2 separate regions of the Homo sapiens genome follow, and region 1 is linked to region 2. Evidence: chromatin contacts called from ENCODE Hi-C data. All regions are on one chromosome and are shown on one strand. The core of a region is the stretch at or near the end of the contact, and the rest is flanking DNA. Distances in the headings are between cores, read along the strand shown. Region 1 overlaps KIAA1549L (KIAA1549 like). Region 2 holds the start of KIAA1549L (KIAA1549 like).

What was found. Hi-C counts contacts between places; a loop is a spot of excess contacts on that map. Pooled maps may share reads with other maps.
Region 1: a loop to region 2 is called in a pooled map, with 2.1 times the contacts of the local background. The contact joins the enhancer-like site here to the promoter of KIAA1549L in region 2. A Hi-C loop is called at or near these places in 2 of 168 maps with a recorded cell type or tissue (aorta and endothelial cell of umbilical vein) and 5 of 50 pooled maps.

Annotation. Positions count from the first base shown.
Region 1 is chr11:33,654,829-33,659,881 of GRCh38, reverse strand. KIAA1549L (KIAA1549 like) reads right to left here. Exons shown (of 21, transcript NM_012194.3): 18 at 3,773-3,870; 19 at 984-1,132. It overlaps LOC105376617 (a long non-coding RNA gene), which reads left to right. Exons shown (of 4, transcript XR_007062647.1): 3 at 4,437-4,601; 4 at 4,851-5,053. Among named protein-coding and RNA genes, the nearest start is that of C11orf91, 43 kb to the left of the region's middle. RefSeq lists enhancers at 3,320-3,409, 3,526-4,725. Within about 2 kb of position 3,446, at least 3 of the 41 ENCODE cell types and tissues checked have a DNase peak (open chromatin) inside an H3K27ac peak, as active enhancers do.
Region 2 is chr11:33,374,094-33,378,851 of GRCh38, reverse strand. KIAA1549L (KIAA1549 like) reads right to left here and starts at 2,744. Exons shown (of 21, transcript NM_012194.3): 1 at 1,963-2,744. The coding sequence starts at 2,200. RefSeq lists silencers at 1,879-2,158, 2,289-2,388, 2,529-2,768, 2,799-2,858.

The sequences.
Region 1 (5,053 bases), core at 2,197-4,696, 280 kb before region 2:
CCTCGCAGTCAGAATGAAAGGGCATCATCTGCTGGGACTCAGACCTGGCTTTCTACAGAAGTGGTGGTCCAACTCCCCCATCCCCATCCCAACACCCCTGACCTGCCAGCAAGAGGAAATAACACCTTGGTGGTCAGGTGTTTTCCTCCCAGGAGAGTGTGTATTTTTAAAGCGCCAAGAAAAAGAACCAAAAGAAATGGACTTCACTGGTGGAATTTCTAGACACCATGAATGCTTTACTAAGTGCTGGCAACTGAGTGCTTGCAGTTTTAGCCTAAAAGGTATGGTTTGGATAAACTAAGAAACCAATTACGTCATGTACAAACCTCAATGTTCATTTCAGCATTGTTTGTTATAGCAAAAAACTGGAAACTACCATTATGTCCATCAATAGGGAAAAGTCTAAACTGTGGCTTATCATAGAATACCACATGGCAGTTTAAATGAATGAACTAGATCTATATAGTATGTGTATAGCAACCTGGAGAAATTTTTTAAAACACTGTTAAATAGAGAAAGTACAAAAGGAAATGTATGCCATGATATCATTTATGTAAATTTCAAATACATTAAACATTAATATATACTGTTATATAAACATACATATGTGGCAAAGGATTAAAACCTATCACCTGAAGCCCGGGATCACCTTTTGAGAGAAGGGGAATGAAATGGGGGTGGATGGCTGTATCTGGAATGCTTTAAAGACAAAACCAAAAAAATTGAACTGAAGTCTGGCAAAATGTTAACATACATGCTGACTTTAGCATAACTTGGGATTTTGCCCAATTTCAGATCTTTAAAAGAAAGAAAATCAGCAGCTCTTTTAGTTGGGGCTCCTGAAGTTATGAGGGGATCCAGAAATGCAGTGGCTGTGATTCCTGAGGGTGGTAGGTAGAAAGGAGATTGGAACTGGGGATTTGAGGGAGGACAGGGCACAGCAGCAGTGGTGGGGGGCACACTCGGGCTTTTCTCTTGCCCACCTGAGTAATTTAAAGCCGACTGATCCAACTGCGTCACGGACACAGGGCCTCTGGACATCTGCGTGAAGGAGGCGCTGTCGTGCAGCTGGGCCGGCTCGGGCCCTGTAGACTCGGCCATTCTGGTCTTGCTGCCGATGTCTGAGGTGGATCTAGATGGGGCAGAGGGACTGCGTTAGCACTGTCCCAGACCTCAGGCGGCGTCCCGAGCAGGAGGAGTGCGCCCCGTCACCTTTGGGCATGGACAGCTGCCTCCAAGCCTCATGAGGTCCCCAGGACTGGATTTATTCCCAGATAACAAACGGACTTCTAGGAACACCAGCAGGGCAGGAGGCACCCAGACTTGTAGCAGCTGTCATGGTGGCCTCAGCTGAAATCATTTTTAGACGTTCAAGGTCAGTTCTCCCCTAAGGGTGGCTCTCATGTCTCTGGGTGGTAGAACATTTAATTTCCACATAAAATAAGAAAAGCAATTAGCCTTGGGTATTAGCTGGGGATGGTCGACCCAGGGGGTGATGACATCATCAGCAGCCAGTGGGAAGGCTCTCTCTGGAGTGCCTGGTTGCTCCCTTCTCACCGACACCAGAAAGGGGACCCGGGACAGCTGGGGAGCCACATTCCCTATTCCTAACTGGCAGGAAGCACCAAGCCCAAGACTTGGAAGCTCGGGCTGCTCCAGGGAGCAGTGGACATTCTAACAGAACTTTTTTTTGTTCCCCGGGCAATCAGAGAATCAAGCCCATTTAACACATCCTATTTCCACTTAGTGCTCAGAAAGCCGTGTAAGAAGAGGGCAGCCTAGGCTCTGTAGACGTGGGCATCTCCTGGTTTTTCCAAAGGGTCCTTCAGCCACAGACCATTTTCCTTCACAAGCATCAACCCTTGCCTGAGGCAGTTTCACAGAGGGACTTCAGGCTCCCCTAAAATTAGCCCAATGGGAGAGAGGCAAAGACAGCTGCAGCAGGCCTGGCCCCCCACAGGGCCACCCTCTGAGCTAAGCAGTGGCTGTCACAGAGCAAATGACAGCCACGGCAAGGGAGAACATGGGAGGCAGAGGTCTGGGTTCCAGCTACCTTCCCTTTCATTATTTTTATTTTTTTGTTTTGAGACAAGGTCTCACTCTGTCACCCAGGCTGGAGTGCAGTGGCACCACCTCGGCTCACTGCAACCTCTGCCTCCTGGGTTCAAGCGATTCTCCCACCTTAGCCTCCCAAGTAGCCGGGATTATAGGTGCATGCCAGTACGCCCACCTAATTTTTGTATTTTTAGTGTAGACGGGGTTTCACCATATTGTCCAGGCTGGTCTCAAACTCCTGGCCTCAAATGATCCACCCGCCTCAGCCTCCCAAAGTGCTGGGATTACAGGCATGAGCCACCATGCCCAGCCTACGTTCCCTTTCCAAGCCTGTTTCCTCATCTATACAATGACAGGGGTAGACAAACTCATCTCAAAGGTTCCTTCCTGGTCTAATCCTGAGTTTATATGAAGGGCAGTGCACCCCCCACCCCCGATATGTGGCAAGATAGCAAATGGCGTGGAGGGGCCTGGGAGGAGACAGGTGGTTGAAAGAAGAAATAAGAAATTGATGCTGGCCTTCAGCAAACCTCCCACAAATTGCTGGTATGAGGCCCCTCCAATCCAGGACTCTCAGGAGTAACCAAGAAGCCCGTTGCTACTCTCCTAGGAAGGTCCAATGTGGAGGCTGTATGATGTGACCGTTCATCAGGGTGGGGTCTCCCTTCCTCCCTCTCTGCTTGCTTGTTCCCACAGCCCTGGCTTCCCACACACTGTTCCAGGCATCTGCTACTTGTTCAGAAAACCCTTCCTGGGAAAATTTCTGAGTTATGCTCGATAAGCAATTCTGAGACCCCTTTCTGGGGAACCCTGGAGCTTTTGAGATCATCTAGGCCCCTGTGCTCATGTTACAGATAGAGAAACAGGGGCTGGAGGGGCAAGGCCAACTGCTGGGGCTGCACAGCAGGTCAGGGTCTGCTGCTTTCCACCCAGGCTCGGCTGGTGGCAAGAAGTGACGTCTACGCCCCTCCGCATTCTAAACCACTGGCAATGAGAGCGGGGTCCCTCCTATTCCGAGGGAAACTCCTATTTTTCTTCCCCATTCACAAAGCCCAGACCCATGGTTCACAGATAGGATGTGATTTGTATGTTGGGGGAAGCTGGAGTAGGAAGGCCAGGGCAGTGGTCCACATGTACCCCAGGGCACAGTTCTAGCCTTTCCCAGTGCTCAGGGCTTTTGTTCTTCTTGTCCATCCTTATTAAAAACATGCCCTCGTTAGATTTTCCTAAAGCAAAGAACATGCTTAACATATGTGTTGCAATTGAGATATCTGACTTCATACATTTTCAATCTCTCCCTCTTGGAAGTCAAGAGTTGGGGTGGATGCCCAGACATGCCTGCCCCTCCCTGGCTTCTCAGACACCACCCTTAAATAACCAAGGGACTTTTGGTAGCAGCTGTTGTGGTAGCCTGAGCTGGAGTCATTTTTAGATGTTCAAGGTCACGGTCTGAGGCTTTCCAGGTATGGGGCAGTTGACCTTGGGCTTCTTCAACTGTGGATTCTCAAGAACTTTCTGGTTAAAAAGCACAAAAGCACCGTGATCTGTTCATTCATGGTACTTGGGATGCCACAGGCGCATGGTTGTCTGTACAGGTGACACACCCTGGATGGGGTGGAGCATGAAGGAAATTTGCCGGTGCTGTTGTCAGGTCAGGGTACATAGGACTGACCCTTTTCCAAATATTCCAAACAAAACAAAGAAAGGAACGTGTTACCGCCTGAGAGAAGCGACAGCCACAGGACCAGTCCGGGGAGGTACGGGTGGAGGCGGTGAGCCCATGACCATCTCAGGAAGCTGGGAAAACCTGTAAGCCTGTGAAAGAGACAAGCAATACAGGGAGAGTTGTTAACACCCAGGGTCGATCAGCACACAGGTTCCTCTTGTTTGAGGAGGAAGCAAACTTCCAAGGGTCAGACTCTGCCTCCTTACTCAGACTTTTTTCTAAGATCTTCCCTCACATGTTTCCAGCCATCTCTTCTACTGCACCTCCCACCACTCTCGCTGGGGCCACTGTACTTACAGGGCCCTCCAACCATTCTCAGAACACGCCAAGTTCTGTCTCACCTTGGGCTTTTCTTCCACCTGGGTGCTTTCCTCACCATTCTTCCCAGGGCTTCACGCTTCATTTCATTCATCCAGCCCCAGACTCCCCTAGAGCCCCATTTATCTATTTTTCATCATGGCAACGATCACTCTCTGACTTTATATGGTTGCTTGTTTATTTACGATCTGCCACCAACTAGAGTGTAATAAGGGCAAGGGCTTTGTTGTCAGAGATATCCTTATACCTGGAACAGTGCCTGGTATATAACAGGTTATCAATAAATATTAGATGATTAAATGGATGAATCATTGATTGTGTTTTACTTTCTCTCAAGGGAGAGCAGGTTTAGTGGAGAAAAGCAATGGATTTGGAGTGAGGACGTATGTGTGAAGGTCCTGATGAGCAAACTTTAGGTCCTTCAGCAACTCAGGTGACCTTTCTGGACCTCTTCTGAAATGGGGACAACAATGCTTGCTCAGAGGGCTGCTGAGAAGATCAGGTAAGTCTGTGTGTGTGTGTGTGTATGTCTTTTGCAATCTATAAAGCACTATTCAAAGATAAAAGACTAGAACTGTCACCAGAAAAGTGAAGACTTTTATCAACATGTGAGGGGATAAAAGCAAAACAGACAGAGACAGACAGGATTAGAAAGAGCCAGGCCACAACCTCCTTTAGCAAGAGAAAATCTAGAAATGCTCTCTGTGAAGACAAAGCTTCACTTGCGGTTCTCATCCGTTTCTTTCTTCAGGTATTCTGCCCATCAGATCTCTCAAGGAGGAGGATGACAGGATTTTAAACCTGAAGGCATCAGGACAAAAAACAGCAGCACAGGGGATCCACAAACAGGATTCTTTCAACTGAATAATGAAGTCTTCTCCCTCCAGCATGATGGCAGACTACATCTTCATAAGGGCCAACCCACTCAATAACGACGAGGTCCAGGATTAAACC
Region 2 (4,758 bases), core at 1,495-3,994:
AGAGAACAAATGAGAGCAGATAGGAGGTAAGAGTTACACACAGGGAACCCAGTGTTTAACCCTTCCACTGAGTCATGGAATTGAATCAGTGGCAAACCCACAGAAAACCATGGAGCTCAGAGGTGGACTGTGAATCCGCAGGTGGGCTGGACCACGGGAAGCTGGTCATAAAGGGGGACAGCAGAAAGTGCATCCAAAAAGCATAGAGGAAGCAACGAGTCGCTCGGATGAGATGGAGAAAGACGGAGAGGACTCTGGGGAGGAACATCAACTTTTAATTATTTTTACCATCATTGTAATCAAAGCATCTTTCCCAGCCCCGTATCCCCATGACCACCACACTGAAAGGAAAAAGAAAGAGGACACCAGGGCTAAACCCAAACAATGTGGATGAGAAGTCCTCTAAATCAGGCTCTGGCGGTCTGAAAGAGGAGCCAAGGAAAGTCAGGGAGGTTCAGAAGGCTCAAGGTACAAAGGTCAGAAGGGAAATCAGAAATTCAAAACTGATCCGAGGAAATCACCCAACATCAGGCTGAACAAGAACAACACATGAAAGCCAGTTTCACATATTACAGATGGCTGAACAAATGAACATCATCCCAAAGCAAACATCTCATAAGCAGTTCACAAAAACGACCAAGGACTTGATATCCTTTAATCAAAAACAGGATGTATGTTTCTGAGCCAATGAATACCAAGGTATTTACGTGGGTCTTTCTCAGGCCTTATCTTTTAACAATTATGCCAAATACACATCACTAAAAACTGCTACAGGCATAAAAATCGGGGGCTAAAATTCGTCAGAGGTTTTTCTCAAGTCTGAGGCACACATCCAAAGATTCCTGAACTTTGTAACCACTATAATCGCAATAGAACATTATCTGACAGTAACTCGCAAGCACAAGCACCACCTGTCAGTGACTCTTTAAGTGAATCGAAGGAAAATGGGCTCTGAATTAAGCTGCTGAAGACGAGAAATATTTTTAACCTAAAACTCTCTTATCTAAAACAATGTCAGCCCCTTTACAATTAGGAATTTTAATCTAATTTGGGGGAGGGGGTACTCTGAGAAAGAAGAAGTCATTAGTCCTTGCTAAAAAATGCAAAACTACAGGAACACATTATCTGAAGTGAGAAATATATTCCTTGATAAGGCAGTGTATCAAGAGCTCAGAATTTCGTCAGAAACACAAAAGCCTGCCCTTTCCAAGTGCAGGCAGTAATCATTATTATTTCCAGGACAACTGCTTACTGCACAGCTTAAGTTTTGAAGCACACTTAGCAGAAAAATCCACCCCCACCTAGAATACTTACAACAGATTTCTCAAAATTGTCCAAGGAATTACAGAAATCTATTTCCTGGGGATTGCTGGAAGTCTACAAGCCAAGCATGACTATTTTTAACTAACCTGCAAACAGTGGATTATATACTTAATGAGCGCCTGCATCCCTTTGCAAGGTGCAAGCAATTATTGGAGAGACCTCCTTCCCAAAAGAAAAGGGTTCCGCTATCAACACAGGAGAAACTGTGTTGATATTTGGGAAGCCGACACGCGGATTGCCTAAAACTCTCTAGCCATTTCATGCAGTTAAGACAAAGTGGACACTCAACAGAGAGCCCAAAATACCAGGGACTTTGCCACCCTGAAACGTGTTCTAATGATACATTTCCCGTTTAAGGTGTCCTAAACACACATCTTTCTCTAAATAAAGCGTGCCTGCGGGACCACTAGGAAGGTTCTACAACTTGTCCAAAAAGAAGAGGCGATTGCTCCTTTTTTTTTCTTCCCCGCCCAAAGTGCCTTCCCGAAAGACAGATTTCTGACAGTTCGCCTACTGTTGCAGCAGTAAAGGGCCGGTGTTGCCAATACCTCTCCACCGCCACCTGGGCAGGTGTGGGTCCCGTCCCGCCGCCCCGCTCCTCCAGAAACCTCCGCGGACGCCCCGCCGCCGAGCGCTTACCCGGGTCGGCCTGGCCGTGCTCCAGGAGGGCCGCCAGCAGCAGAAGTCCCAGCAGCAGCGTCGGTGGCCGCGGGGGCGCATCGTGGGACGCGCCGGCCCCGGGGCCCCTCACACCCGTGCAGCGCGCGGCTCCCCAGGCAGCCCGACCAAGCCCACGCGCCACGGGCCGGCCCCCGCGCCCCCGCGTCGCGGGCCCAGCTTCCCTTGAGCCCTGAGGCTTGGCCTCCTGCGGAGCCATGGGGACGCTTCACACATCCAGGCCGCTGCCTCGCTCTGCACCGCGCCGGGGAGCCCAGCCCTCGGCGCCCCGGTCCTCACCGGGCATCGCCGGCCACGGCCCGGGCGCCGGAGGGAGGGGGCGCCGAGCGGCGCGACTGGCTCGCTCGTCCTGCCGCGCCCGGGGCGGGCTCCAGGGAGCCGCGGCTTCACCCGCGCAGGGGCCGGGCCCGCATGGAGCCGCGGCGGGTGCGGGCCGGGGTTCCCACGGTGCCTGTCGCCGCGCGCCGGCGCGATTGGGGCGGCGAGGGTGGGACGGGCGCCGCCCGGGGCCCCCTCCCCCGGGCCGGCTCCTGCAGAACTAGGGGGCGAGGCTGCCGGGAACGGGGGTGGCGGCCGCGGGGCGCGCTCGGGTCCCTCCCTCCCGCCGCCGCTGCAGCCTCGGCGCCCCGCTGTCCTGGCTCCTCGCTCCTCGCTCCTCGCTGGGCTTCGGGTTCCAGCCCCGGCTCCGGCTCGGGTTCCCGGGCCGCGAGTGCTACCGCAGCTCAGAGCGGCGCCTCATTGACAAAGAAAGCACGTAGCCTCCGGAACGGGCGAGGAGGCGAGGAGGCGAGGCCGGCGCGCGCGCGCAGCCCCGCGCGGAGCCACCGCGCGCTCCCCGCTCCCGCGCGCCCGGCCGGGCTCGAGACCCAGGAGGGGGACCCCTCCCGGCGGCTCCCGCGCAGCGGAGGTCCTTAAGGGGAGGGCTTCCCTCCCCTCCTGTCCCCCATCTAGAGAAGGGAAGGTTGGCGGGAGAGAGGTCGTCTGGCCGGGGAGGGGGGTCATGGTCAACGTGCCCAAGCGGCAGGAAAGCTCTTCCGCCTGGATTTTGGAAAAGCTCTTTGTAGAAGGGCGGGCGCGCTTTGTGCTGTTTGTTCACTACTTCTCCGAGGGTTCAACGGACAGCTGCATGCCAGTTTACCCCTGAGGAGCTCAAGCGGCTGTGGGCTAGTTGCAATAACACGCTGGATTAAAACACATTATAAATATTTGTTGCAGCCACACTACGTGCAAAGCATTACACTGCGCACTGGGAAGACTGGGGGAAGTTTTTCCAAAAAAGTCTACACCCCCAAACAGGAGAGTCAGGCAGCTCCTGCTCAGAGGGACAAAAGGCCCAGGCGTCACCTGAGTTGGTCCCCTGCTCTTCGCCCTTGCTAGCCTTGATGGCCTTAGCAAGTGACCTGGCTCATAGGCGCCTCATCCATCCCCAGTCACTGAGTATCTATTACGGGCCCGCTGTTTGCCAGCATCTGTGTTAGGCACTGAGGATACAAGCAGCGGGGAAACACACACATCCTTGACCCGGTAAAGCTCAGACGCTATTCACTCAACAATCCTTACTGACTGCCTGCGATGTGCCAATGACAACAGCCATAAACAAAATCCCTGCCCTCCTGGAGCTGACATTCTAGTGGGGGTTCACCCGCAATAAACAAATAAGTAATAGAATATTAGACTGGTAAATGCCGTAAAGAAAAATCAGTGTAAAAGAATGAAACGTGGGGAGGGGGTGTTGCAAATGTTAAACATTGTGAAGAAAGGCCTCGCTGAGAAGGTGACGTTTGAGCCAAGATCTGAAGGAGGTGAGAACAAGCCATGCGCGAAGAGCATTCCAGATACAGGGAACCAAAAAGGCTAACATCCCGGGGCAGAGCGTGCCTGGTGTGTTAGGGCACAGCAACTTAACCAGGGGATCTGGAAAAGTGTTAGGTTCTAGTTATTGAGCATCTGCAGGATAGAAATAACACCACATTTCATCTAAGACACATACTTTTCACATGTTAACTTTTCAGAAGTCAGATGTGTTCTTATAATATGTCTAAGATTTGTTGAAATATAGTAATGCCTTGTTGGGGGTTATGATTTAATTTTGTTCTTTAATTAAACTAGTTGGGCTGTTTTGGGTTGTGTTAAGAAACTTGCAGTCTGGCCTGGCGCAGTGGCTCACGCCTGTAATACCAGCACTTTAGGAGGCCAAGGCAGGCGAATCACCTGAGGTCAGGAGTTTGAGACCAGCCTGGCCAACATGGTGAAACCCTGTCTCTACTAAAAATACAAAAATTTGCCAGGTGTGGTGGTGCATGCCTGTAATCCCAGCTACTTGGGAGGCTGAGGCAGGAGAATTGCTTCAACCTGGAAGGCAGAGGTTGCAGTGAGCCAAGATTGCACCACTGCACTCCAGCCTGGGCAACAGAGGGAGACTCCTTCAAAAGAAAGAGAGAGAGGGAGAGAGAGAGGGAGGGAGGGAGGAAGGGAAAGATGCAGTCTAGTTGAAGAGATAAAGCAATTCACTAAATTAGTTGGAGACACTGTGAGAAAGCCAGCCCATGGTCATGGTTCAGGCAGCATCACAAGATGAACGGCCCTGCAGCCGGTGGTGATCCCACGGACAAGGCGATGGGGAATGAGGATGTCAGGCAAAGAAGAACTGAAACAAGGGCAGGGTATAGACTCGCTTAGGTGTTGCAGAAAAGGGAGCCCCTGGAGAGAGAAGTGGGCGGAGCAGAGGCAGGGAAGGAGGCAGGAAGATTGGTCTTG